Regions from separate parts of the Mus musculus genome. Here region 1 is linked to region 2. A link is a loop called in an ENCODE intact Hi-C map of the cell type or tissue named here. Cell type or tissue: left cerebral cortex. All regions are shown on one strand. Links, peaks and the distances in the headings refer to the core of each region. The heading gives the core; the rest is flanking DNA. Region 1 has its middle 14 kb from the start of Neurog1. Region 2 has its middle 18 kb from the start of Tifab.

What was found. Hi-C counts contacts between places; a loop is a spot of excess contacts. Peaks named below come from ENCODE experiments on the same cell type or tissue, not always from the same donor. Only the 100,000 strongest peaks of a DNase experiment are listed, where the experiment ranks them.
Region 1: a loop joins it to region 2, with 8 times the contacts of the local background. A loop is called at or near these places in 29 of 42 quality-filtered maps.

Annotation. Positions count from the first base shown.
Region 1 is chr13:56,263,238-56,269,752 of GRCm38, reverse strand. No RefSeq gene overlaps it. Among named protein-coding and RNA genes, the nearest start is that of Neurog1, 14 kb to the right of the region's middle. In left cerebral cortex, for the core only: CTCF peaks have their summits at 2,161 (motif pointing left) and 3,106 (motif pointing right); DNase peaks (open chromatin) are centred at 3,130, 3,352 and 3,897.
Region 2 is chr13:56,193,970-56,200,484 of GRCm38, reverse strand. No RefSeq gene overlaps it. Among named protein-coding and RNA genes, the nearest start is that of Tifab, 18 kb to the right of the region's middle. In left cerebral cortex, for the core only: a CTCF peak has its summit at 2,822 (motif pointing left); a DNase peak (open chromatin) is centred at 2,818; H3K4me3 peaks cover 448 bases; H3K27ac peaks cover 538 bases.

The DNA.
Region 1 (6,515 bases), core at 1,913-4,412, 69 kb before region 2:
ATGAAACCCATTCCTTGATGAGCCAGATCTATAAAACTTGAGCCCCCATTTCTCTCTCTCTTCACCCAGGAACTGCCTGAGAAGCTCAGAGTCCTCTGAATTTATTTATCATCTTGGTTTTCTGTCTTGCAGCTACAATGGAAAGTATTGTCCTTAAACCAGCAACCTTTTTGGTAGCTGCTGAGCTAGACCGCCAGCCCCATGTGTCTTTAGCCTGTCTCTGACTCAGCTCTCTCCCTCAGTCTGCAGTGGGCAGGTTTATCTTCCCTGCCACACAAATTATGATGTCCCCAGTGTAGAGATGGCAGGTACCTTGGTCAGAGTTGACTTATTCTAGTTGTTTTAAAATCATGAACATATATGAAGTGTTGGGAGGGTGCAGCAAAGTCCTTTCACTCATCCTTGGTGACAAGTTGGTAGAAATTCTACAGATGGCCACACTTAGGCAAAAGTGTTTACATATACAATCTGACCCAGAAATCCTGCCTCTACAGTGATATGTGTATGTATATAACATGATATATGAATAGTCATTGTAAAGTTACGATAACAAAAGGTGGATGGCTCCTAGCCTAGAGAACAAATCAACCAGTGGGTGACTTCACCCCATGAGAAATTATTCATCCACTAAAATGAGAGGGAGATTTAACTATTGAGACCTGAACAGGGGATCCAGGCATGTGGGCAAGGTACAGAACTGTTTGTGGAGGAACCGAATCCTGGGTGGAAAAAAATAGATTCCTCAAACAGGTCAATAAAGAGAAAAGTCAAAGACATTTTGGGGTGAGCCCCTCCAGTATCTGAGTGCCAATTATGACATCTTGTGAGCCAATTAAGTTATTGGTAGCTTGAGATCAGCCACAATGAGAGAATTTACTCCACAGAAATCAAGAAACATGACAAATGGGGAAGCTGCTTTGGCCCGAAAGCCAGATTTATGCATGTGCAAGCACAGCTCAGGAAAATACATAAAAGTGTCATCAAACGTAAAGAAAGACAAACAGGAGGCCGGAGAGATGGCTTAGTGGTTAAGAGCACTGACTGCTCTTCCAGAGGTCATGAGTTCAATTCCCAACAACCGCATGGTGGCTCACAACCATCCATAATGGGATCTGATGCCCCTCTCTGGGGTGTCTGAAGAGAATGACAGTGTTGTCCTAGTCAGGTTTTCTGTCCCTGCACAAACATCATGACCAAGAAGCAAGTTGGGGAGTAAAGGGTTTATTCAGCTTACACTTCCATACTGCTGTTCATACTGCTTTCTTGTAGGAAGTCAGGACTGGAACTCAAGTAGGTCAGGAAGCAGGAACTGATGCAGAGGCCATGGAGGGATGTTACTTACTGGCTTGCTCAGCTTACTTTCTTATAGAACCCAAGACTACCAGCCTAGGCATGACACCACCCACAATGGGCCCTCCCTCCTTGATCACCAACTGAGAAAATGCCCTCACAGCTGGATCTCATGGAGGCATTTCCCCAACTGAAGCTCCTTCTCTGTGATAACTCCAGCCTGTGTCAAATTGACACACAAAAATCAGCCAGTACAAGGGTACTCACGTACATAAAAAGAATAAATTGAAAGAAAAGAAAAGGAAAGGAAAAAAGGCAAACAGGATAATTTAGTGGCTACGGGAGCAAAAGCAGGGCATGACCACTAAGTTAGAACCACACAGCCAAGACTGAGGAAGATGACCCAGCTAGTACAGGGAAGGAAATGCCCCATCCCTGATATTCCTCCCTATGTGGAGACACACTGTGAGTTGAGATGAAGCCCAAATGCTTAGGAATAGAATTCTACAGTGGCTCTCACAGGGACTCCAAGGACTGCAGAACACAGATGTGCCAATTCTGTCAACTAAATAGATTGCCTTCAACATGCCGGGTTTACAGGGCATCCTGAGGCTGGAACTCTGAGCCACACATGGCCCTCCAAAATCTCTCAGCCCCTCCTGACCCACAGAAGCAAAGGTCCAGGAGGAAAAGCCAGAGCTGAGCCAAAAGGGGATGGCAATTCCCTTTTCCTTTTGTATTATCTTCCTCTTTAGAAAACCCTAAATTGAGGGGCTGGAGAGATGGCTCAGTGCTGGCTGCTCCAGAGGTTCCGAGTTCATGCGGCAGCTCACAACCATCTGTAATTCCAGTGCCAAAGGATTAGCGCCCTCTTCTGGCCCCCATGGGCACTGCACACATGTGAAGCACAGACAATGAGACATTCGAAATTAAAAAAAGAAAAGAGAGAAAGAGAGAAAGAGAGAAAGAAAGAAAGAAAGAAAGAAAGAAAGAAAGAAAGAAAGAAAGAAAGAAAGAAAGGGAGAGGGAAAATGCCCACTAAGCTGAATATGAGATATATACACTTAATTTTAAAAATCAAAATTTAAAACATAAGATACAGTCCCAGAGTCAAAAGACTAAGCAAGGTGGCCGCTTTACAGTAAAATTTAAAAACGGAGTGTGGAGAGACAAAAATAACCCTAAGACATTACAGCCGCACTGTGAGATAAACGGCTCCCTCCCACCTATCCCTGCCCTCTCCCTCACCCTGCCATCTGTTTCTTATGCATATCTCAGCTCCCTAGGGCACAGACAAGCAAGCATGGTACCCAGGTTATAGCCTTTCTTCTTCCGATACAATGTGGCACGCTGTGATCTACAGTGTGGTTTTTGCCTCTCCAGATCCCTTGGAGACCTTTCCGCATCAGAGGCTCAACAACGCACTCATTGTTTTGATGGGACCACAGGCTTCCCCTTCTGTGAATTAGCATGCTCTGTTCCACCATTCCGCTCCCCAAGGCCGCCCTTGTACCTTACCTTCCACTGCAGGGAGTAGCTCGAACCTACAACATTTCTGTTGAGGAAAAAACAACAACAACAACAACAACAAAACCTGTTTTCTTTTTTGAGTTCAATTCAGCACACACTCCTCACTTCTTCCAGCGAGGGCGATAGGATGTAGCCCAGACTCCCAAATCACCTTAAGCACCACACCAGCCACCATCCTGAAGACTCCTCCTTGTACCTCAATTTAGCACCTAAGTGCCACCTAGGTACTCTGTGTGGGTGTCCCATTCTTTCCCCAAGCCTGACAACAATTATACTCTATTTAACCAACAGGTGGCGCTGCTTTCCACCTCTGCTCAGCTAAGACCTCAAGCCCTCATTGGGAGCCTGTTCTTCTGAGAAAGACACACGGGGGGGGGGGGGGGAACGACCCTAAAGATGACTTCATTTATAAGACGTTCACAATGCTCTCTGAATGCTCCTCCCAATAATAACCTAAAGCACAACTACAAATTTCCCTCTGTCCCGTAAAGCGGTGTCTTACTTGTCTTGTATATTTAGAGGCAGAATACTTAAGAGATGAGCTTAGCCTCTGGCTTTACAGTTGGCTCCACACCTCTGAACAGTGAGGAATGGAACTTCTCGCCCTGTGGCGTTAATGTGAGGGTTAAGTGATATTTCTCATGCACCACGCACCAGCGAAATGCTCGATGGTAATCCGTTACTCTTTGTGATGTATATGTGTGTCCAGTGTGGGTAACACCTCACTTCAAAGTTGGCAAGTCTTCTGCGGCATTTTACCTATGGCAACCCATCCCTACCCCAGAGTCTGCGTTTGCTGAGGGCTCACCTGAAGAGTCTCTATGCCTAGCTCACTCTATTCTTTCAAAAGTCCCATAGCTTTCTCTCCTGCTACCCTGGCAACAGGAGGTCCCCGTTTATTTAGCACCCACTTCCTCTTGCTCTCTGTATGTGGCCCACCTTAGGGAACGCTCTATAAATGCCTAGGGGTGCAGCATGGGGACCACACTGGTGACTTTCCACACTTGAGCTCTGCTTCCCAGGAAGGCTTCCAGACACGTGAGGAGACAAATACCTCTCCCACGCAGCCCTTGGCTTCCCTAGTGTCCATATGCTCTGGGCACAGCCAACTCAGAAGCACACAGCTTTACGCTTAGAGAAACATGCATGCAGGATCTGCTGCCTTCTTCAGTCAGGGTTTCCTTGGAACCCAGAAAGCTGGGATATACAACAAAAGGCTGCATTTTAAATATTTAAAATACATGCAAATCAGTGTCTAAATCTGAGCAGCCCCTAAGTGGAAACACTGTTGCAGAGATGGGAGAGATGGGTTAATAGGTGAGGTGTGCTTGTTACTTTGGGGTTGTTTTGTATCTTGTTACTTTGTAAATACAGGATAGACACCTGTAGAAGGAGCAGCCTTTAAAGAATTGCCTCTATCAGATTGACCTGCAGGCAAGTCTGTAGGGGATTTTCTTGATTGCCGTAGAACTAGACAGTGTTGGTGCACACCTTTAATCTCACCATTTGAGAGACAGAGGCAGGTGGATCTCTGAGTTCTAAAGAGTGAGTTCCAGGACAGACTAGGGCTTTCATAGAGAGACCCTGCCTTAAGAAACCAAAAAAGAAAAACAATTAAATATGATATAGAGGGCTCAGCCCACTATGGGTGGTACCACACCCTAGGCAGGTGGCCCTGGACTAAGAAAGCTGGGCAAGCAAGCCAGGGGCAGCAAGTCAATAACCAGAGTTCCTCCATGGCCTCTCTTCAGTACCTGCCTCCAGGCTACTCCCTTGAGTTTTTATGCTGACTCCATAGGTGAGGGGTTATGACCTGGGAGTTGTAAGATGAAATTAACCCTTTCCTCCCCACTCCCCTGCTCAAGTTACTTTTGGTTGGGATTTATCCCAGCAACAGAGAAGTCAACTAGGACATTAAGCCAAGCAAAGGACTGTGTCCTGCCTGTAGAATTGCCACTGGAGAAGGACACAGGAAGTGAGTGGAGGGATATGTGTGGAAAGTACTGACAGCTGATGGAAAGGTTATGTGCCAGAGTGACTGACTGTGTACCCAGTAGGATGGCATGGTCCTAGGTCCCTTGGAGATCCTTTGAATGGGAGCCAGAGGGTAAAAGGAGCTGATGTTGTTGGACCCAACCATCTGTAATGGGGTCTGGTGCCCTCTTCTGGTGTCTCTGAAGAGTGCAATGGTGGTATACACATATGCATAAAATAAAACAGATGAACATAGGGGTGGTTCATCCTAAGCACATGGGATATTTTCTAAGGGATTTAAGAAAGGGGGTTAAGACATCATTCACCCTGGCTAAAGAACAAATGGATAGAGGGATGGATGGACTATTGAATAAATTCTACAGAACCTCTTAGTATCCAGGTCATGCTCTGTTTTGCAAGGACAATGCCCCCTTCATCTGCTTTAGCTCTTTGGACCACTCAGACCCTCTCTCACTGTGTGAATAAGGGACAGATTAGATAGTAGAGGGTCTAAATGTCACACACCAGCTAATTCCTCCAGCTTGGGGAAGGCAATACTGAACCTATAAACCTGGTTCCTGGTTCCCACCCCCTTCCTCCCACCCCTACCCTCCACTTTTGATACACAGAGCTTGAGACCAAAGATGAGAAGAATTCTGTGGTCGTTTGAGTAAGAATGGCCCCCATAGTTTCATATATATGAATGCTTGGGGAGTGGCAATATTGGTGAGGATTAGAAAGTATGGCCTTGTTGGAGGAAGTAGAAGGGGCTTTGAGTATTCAAAGCCCAAGCCAGGCCCAGTGAATCTCTCTTCCTGCCACCTTCAGATTCAGATGTATAAGTCTCAGCTACTGCGTCTGCCTGCATGTCCCCCATGCTCCCCGCCATGATGATATCGGACTAAACCTCTGGAACTCTAAGCAAGCCCCAATTAAATGCCTTCTTCTATAAGAGTGGCCATGGTTGTGGTGTCTATTCACAGCAATAGAACGGTGACTCAAACAGACCATCTCAATGAAAAGTGAAACCGAGACCCCTCAGTTCTCACCAGGAAAGCAATAACAGAGACCAGCTCCAAACTCAGCAATGGGACCAAGTCACAGCCCTTCCTTGAAGAATGTCACCTATCTCCACAGCAAGGAACAGGCCCTCCCACACAGTCTGGGGCTATGGGTTCTGTACCCCACCCCAGCCCCTAGACAGACCCAGCTGTTTCTAAGAAGCAGGAAAGAAGTGAAAAACCTCTGACCAGCGGTTAAGACCTTGAGCCAGTTAATCCTGCTTCTACCTCGGCTTCACTATTGGCTGGTCCTGCAACCCTGAACGTGTGGTTTAACCATCTTGATCCTCTCTCTTCATGTTTAGAAGATGGGTAGAGAAAGGGCTGAAGGCACGGCTCCACTTTTAACTCTTTAAAAGATCAGTTCCCAGCACCCATATCAGGGCGATCACAGTCACCTGTAACTCCAACCCTAGGGCATCCAATACCCTCTTCTGACCTGCTCTGGTACCTGTAGTCATGAGCACATGGCCCACATAGACACATAGTTTTAGGGTTTCTATTGCTGCTATGAAACACCATGACCAAAAACCAAGTTGTGGAGGAAAAGGCTTATTTAGCTGACACTTCCACATTGCAGTCCATCACTGAAGGAAGTCAGGACAGGAACTCACACAGGGCAGGAACCTGGAGGCAGGAGCTGATGCAGAGGCCATGGAG
Region 2 (6,515 bases), core at 1,873-4,372:
AATAACCTTGAACTCCTGATTATCTTTTCTTCAACTTTTTTTTTAAAAGGTTTTTATTTATTGTATGTTTGTGAGTACACCATTGCTGTCTTCAGACGCACCAGAAGACGCCATCAGATCCCATTACAGATGGTTGTGAGCCAACCTGTGGTTGCTGGGAAGTGAACTCAGGACCTCTGGAAAAGCAGTCAGTGCTCTTATCCACTGAGTCATTTCTTCTGCCCCCTTTCTCCAACTTCAAATCACTGTAGTTACAGGTGCACACTACCCTGCCTGGCTCTGGATGGGAAAATCTAAAACTGGATGTCAAATATAATCACCTTAGAGCTCAAAGAACAGCGCCATCTCAGGGTCCCATAGAGCACATTGCTTTTCTTTGTTGCTCTGCCCTGGCTCCCAGGACTTTGGGCAAGCTCAGGAGAACACTGGCTCTCTGTTAACCTGGGCAGTGGAGGAAGCAGCCTGCAGGTTGCTGACTGCCATGGAGGCCAGGTCAACGAGTACTGACTGCTTTGTGGTCAGCCCATCTGTGGCCCCCTCCCCAGGTTGATGTCTTCTTCCAATCCAGGTCCCACAAGACAGGCCTCTGACTTCCCTGCCAAACCTCCCTGGCCACCATGGCCCTGCCCCATTATGCCACATTTCCAGGGACAAGCAGATGTTGCTGTGGAGTCCTGATGGACAGTTTGGTGTTCGGGGCAGGCTGTTTTCAGATTGGGAGCAGTGCGCGCAACCGTAGCTCCTGATTGCAGGACACACCTCTCCTCTCAGCCACTGCTAATGAGGCAGCACAGACGCCACCCACACAAGCTGCTAAACTGCTTCGGATGGACCGCTGCAGCCTTCCAGCAGGAATGGACTTAAAGGGTGTGTTTTTATAAGGAAGAAATGACATAAGCGTCCCCTCTTTGTTATTTAAATTTCATGAAAATCAACTATAGAAGGTGTGTAATTGAGCACAGAATAGGGCCCAGAATATATTCTGAAATAACGTGAGAGCCCTTTACAGATTATATATGAAAAAAAAAGTCAAAGAAAAGCAGAGTCTGTGTGAAAAACAGTGAACTATTTGAAGGAAGGAGGAGGGAGAGGAGGAGGGGGGTATGAAGAAGATCAAGCATGGCTGGAAGAGTTTTTGAGGGGATGGCTGGTTTTTGTTTGTTTGTTTGCTTGCTTGCTTGCTTGCTTGCTTGCTTGCTTGCTTGCTTGCTTGCTTGCTTAAAACATTCAAGATAGTATCTCACTCTGTAAGCCAGGCTGGCCTGGAACTGAATATATAGCCCAAGCTGGTCCTGAACTTGTGGTTATCCTCCTGTCTCAAGTTCCCAAATGCAGAAATCACAGGCACGAGGTACCACAGGCAGCTAGCAACTGGTTTTCTGAGCAGTTGCCTTGGTGTGTGACTTAGGGAAGCATGGATTGCAGGCCCAACAAAGTGATTCGGAATCAAACACAAGCTGCATACATGTCTTCAGCCAGAAACCAAGGCCAAGCCAACGAACTTTAGGAGCCTTCCACAAAGGCTAGCAGACAGGAAGAGGTACCAGCCTAAGACCTGCCTCTCTATCCCACCCTAGCATCTGCCCTGGGATCCAAAGACCATGAGCCTTAGCAGTCAAGCCTTCAAGTAAGGGGCCAGAGCTGGTCTGGAGACCTGACCCAGGTCACCTTGCAGGTGGAGAGCCTGTAGCCAGGAGCTGTCCTGACTCACTGTGGAAGGCTTCTCTGAGTCCAGTGCTCCCAAAGGGCCCACAGTCTGTTCCTTCTAAAATCCTGGCCCTAGCTCCCTTACGCTCCACCACCCTGTGCCGTTAGCACAGCTTCTCTTGGCCTATCTGACACCCTTCCCTCTCAAAACCCCATCTCCTATCTGTCCAACGAGGACAATACTATCTCCTGAAAGAGCTGCTGTGAGGGTGACCTAGACATGCACAGTACCCAGGAAAGCACCAGTCAGCCTGTAGGTGCTACACCAGCCTTGTCCCTCTCCTCTGTCAGTCCAAGTGTCACAGCATCTGCCTGAACCCCAGCTATGACCAATGACGTCTGCTTTCCAGGAAACTCTCACTTTCTTCTTCTTCTTCTTCTTCTTCTTCTTCTTCTTCTTCTTCTTCTTCTTCTGCTGCTGCTGCTGCTGCTGCTGCTGCTGCTGCTGCTGCTTCTCTTCCTCCTTCTCCTCCTTCCTCCTCCTCTTCCTCTTTCCTCCTTCTTTCTCCTCCTGCTTCTCCTTTTTATCCTCCTCTCTTCCTCCTGCTTGTTCTTCCACCTCCTTCTCTCCCTCCTCTCCTCTTTCTCTTCCTCCTCTTTCTTCTCCTCCTCCTCCTTCTTCTGAGATAGGATCTCACTATATAGTCTTGCCTGACCTGGAGCTCACTGTATAGATCAGGCTGACCCCTGTATAGATCAGGCTGGCCCCAAATTCATGAACCTGCGCCTGCCTCCTGAGTGAAGGATCACAGGTTTGACACCGCACTGGGCCCCATTAGCTTCTTGAGCAAAAACTGAGTACTTGGTGGTGACTGTTTCTATGAATGCCCAACCCTCCAACAGACAGCAAAAGCCACTCAGTCCAGGACTTCTCCAGTCCCAATCCCTTGTCTCAGGCTACTTCTGTCTTATTAACTCTTACATTGAGCCGCAGTGGCCTGGGAAGGCTGAATATAAGCTCACACCTAGCCCTGAAACTCAGCATGTGAGCCAGAGTCTGTTAAATGAGGGACTTTCAGTGATCAGAGCTGAGAGCTGAGCAGCAAGAAGCATCCGACAGGGAACGAGGTTAGCGCGCCATCTACTGGCAGTTCTGCGGACCAGCAGGAAAGGACTTGTCTAGCTGCCGGATGGAGCCCCCTTGAGGTCATTCGTCAGTAAGACGCTCCACGGAAATCCACACCCCAGCCACCCACACACTGCCTGGAAATCAACAAATGTTGCTGGCTTCTTGTGAAAAGCACCAACAAATTGCTGGTTTCTTGTGAAAAGAGATACGATGTATCGAGGATATGAAAGAAACGGCTTCTCTTCAACTCGCCACTCCAGGTTGTGAATTTAAGATGATTTTGGAGACTTGGGGCAGGATTCCCGGACCCTGGCAGTTACTGCAGCACTATGACAAGCAGGCATTGGGGGCAGACAGAACCCAGTGCCATTTTACAGCCCTGCCACTTACTAGCTGTGGGACCCGGGCAGGCATTTTGCCATCTCTCCCAGTCTGTAAAGCAAGCCCGTAATTAGTACGTAACCTACGTACGCTACTTATGTAACCTACGTACATATGTAACCTAAGTACATAACCTAACAGGAGAGTGAAAACAAAGCCACTCTTTGATGCCTACACAGCACGAGAGCCTCCAACCCGCTCAGGCTCGGCTCCTTCTCTCCAGCCACCCTCCAGGATGTCCCCAGTTTATGAGTTGCTACCCCAGCTCTCTGAGCCCGGCTGCCATTGTCCGCTCCCGCTGTCTCCTAGCCCACGATTCTCTCTGCTTTGTTCAGCTGACCTTTTGCCACCTCTAGCAAGATCCCTCAGGCTTCCTGCTTCCAGACCTGCTCACTTTAAATATGGGCAACACCAACACTCCCCCACCCACCCCACCCCCCCAGAAAAAAAATACACAGAGGATCAGACCTGACTGAAGTAAGAGAGAGGAACAGAACCTGATGGGACGCTAGATCAACTTCCGGGCAGAACCAGCCCTAGGATGCATCTGAGTCTCTGCATTATCTGCTGGACAATGCAGATAATGGCTTCTCTGACCAAGCTTCCAGGCAGCAGAAATCTATGTGCATGAATACAAATATTTAGGAGGAAGTTTGACAGCAAGCCCATCTGGTAAAACAACGATAATAGGTTCCCACCCAGAGCCCATGACCTCTGGAGCCACTGACATTTGACCAAGCTTACAGTATAGGCATAAAATCTCTACTGTGGTGCAGGCCTTAAATCAAGTTAGAAAGTGCTTGGTTGTCTCTAACTATGTTGGCATGGTGACACTGAAAGGAAATAAAACTGTAATTCATGTAATGTATGTTAAATAGCCCAAAGAGTTGTTTCTGAGCTTTGAAACCTGGGGCTGAGAACATAGCAGAACAGACCAGGACATGCCCGGGCAAGCCCATCGCCTCCCTAGCTCCCACCCCTCTGACCTAAGTTAAATGTTACAGGCTGCTGATGTTTAAATGGACCAATCATGTGAAACCGCGCCAATTCCTCCCCCAGCCCCACTCCTTTTCTATAAAAACCCCTAGCTTCCAAGCCTCGTGGTTGAATCCACTGTCTCCTGTTATGTGAGATACGTTTTGACCCGGAGCTCCGCCATTAAAAAACCTCTTGTTGTTACATCAAGGTGTTGTGTTCTATTCGTGATTCTTGGGTGCACGCCAAATCGGGAGCTGAGTGGGGGTTTCCCCACTGAGTTCTTTCAACACCAGCAGGCACATCCCGTCAGAGGTCAGCATTGTAGCATGCAGGCTTCCATAGCAGCCCGTGCAGCACCTTTCTGCACTGTGGTAGGTAACCACGGCTTTCCTGAGCTGTCAAGGTTTATTTCTCTGTGGCCTGAATCAGAGTGAGTGGTGTTGTCAACAACAGTGTCCTACCATCTCAGTGTGGCGGGTGTGATGGTTTGTATATGCTTGGCCCAGGGAGTGGCACTATTAGGACGTGTGGCCTTATTGGAGTGGATGTAGCCTTATTGAAGTAGGTATAGCCCTGTTGGAGTAGATGTGGCCTTGTTGGAGTGGGTGTATCACTGTGGGCATGGGCTCTAAGACCCTCATTCTAGCTTCCTAAAAGTCAGTCTTCTGCTAGCAGCCTTCAGATGAAGATGTAGAACTCTCAGCTCCTCCTACACCATGCCTGCCTGGATGCTGCCATGTTCCTGCCTTGATGATAATGGACTGAACCTCTGAACCTATAAGCCAGCCCCAATTAAATGTGGACCTTATAAGAGTTGCCTTGGTCATGGTGTCCGTTCACGGCGGTAAAACCCTAATTAAGACAGTGGGCAACCAGACACCTTGGCTTTTTCTACATAAAGTCAAGTTGTCCCATCAGTTACTCTCCCTCCCTTCAAAAAATAGAGACCAGTCCTTTTCTCAAAGATATCTCCAACAGAAACTGCAGTCAAATGCCAGTATTTTATTTCATATTTTCTTGTCTGAGATCTTTCTCTAAGACCTTTGCCCGTTTTAAGCCTTTGACTCTTCACAATATCAACACTGTCTATAAAAACAAAAACAGGAAGGCCACATATAGGACCCCTCTGGGTCAACATAAGAAATATCTGAATTCAGATTTGAACCCAGGTACCTGGCTTCTTAAAATTCCAAGCAGGCAACACTGCCCCAGAATCTTCTTGATACCTAAAATCCAAAGGTCACTGTCACAAACATGAATATCAGGGGCTCAGTGGCACAGCTGCAGAATGGGAGAGACAGACAGGACCAGCAAGGCCAATGTCCAGGATATGGTACAAGAAGAGTGCCTCCTCCCCATATCATGCAGACTTCTCCACACTCTGAGTAAGGGACTTCTATTAGACACCCCCCCACCTCAACTACAACCCCCAAAGCTCCCACCCCTCATTATCCTCAGAGCCCCAGCAGTCCCTATTGTGTGGGGTAGACTCCAATGCTCCGGTGTAGCATAAATGGCCAGGCACGGATTTTCAGTCCCCACTTGGCTTTGCAGCCTTTGGTCTCTGCTGTCCCTTCGCTGACAGGCAGAGCCCTGGAGGACTGGAGCTGCTACTCAGGCATCCACCCTTGGTGCCACACACCATTCAGCTATTGCATAAGCTCCCGGGGGGCATTTGACACACCGTTTGCCTGGCTCCAGCTGCTGGTTCATATGCTCTTTGGTTCTTCCCCAAAGTCCGGGCTCTAGAATGAAGGTATCCTGGTTGTTTTGCTATTGTTGTTCATTTGTTTGTTTGTTGACTTGACATAAGCTAGAGTCATGTCAGAAGAGGGAAATCACAACTGAGAAAACACTCCACAAGATCAGCCTGTAGGCAAGCCTGCTGGGCACTTTTTAAATTAGTGACTGACGTGGGGCAGGTGAGCCAACCTACTGTGGGTGATGCCACTCCAGAGCAGCTGGTCCTGGGTGGTATAAGCAAGCAAGCTGAGCAAGCCAGTAAGCGCGTTCTCTCATGATTTCTACATCATGTCCTGCCTTGCTGCCGCAGACCTTCTGGGTCCCTGTGTCTGCGTGGAACGGGGTCTCTCGACGCGGGTGGGCAAAGCGTGGATGAATGACAGACAGACACACACGCAGGAGAGTTTGTGTGGAATCTGAATGTAATTTTACAACTCGAACATCAGACTTTTTATGCAGAGGACAATAAGGAAGTTGGGTGACATATTCGAACGGTACAATTGAGGTAACCGGAATCTTACATAAAACAGAGGAATGTAAACACAAAAGGTCTAACGGGAACCACCCAGGATAGAATACATTGATAACAGCTGGGATCAACAAGGGCTCCACCTAAAATTCACTAATCTTAGAAGCC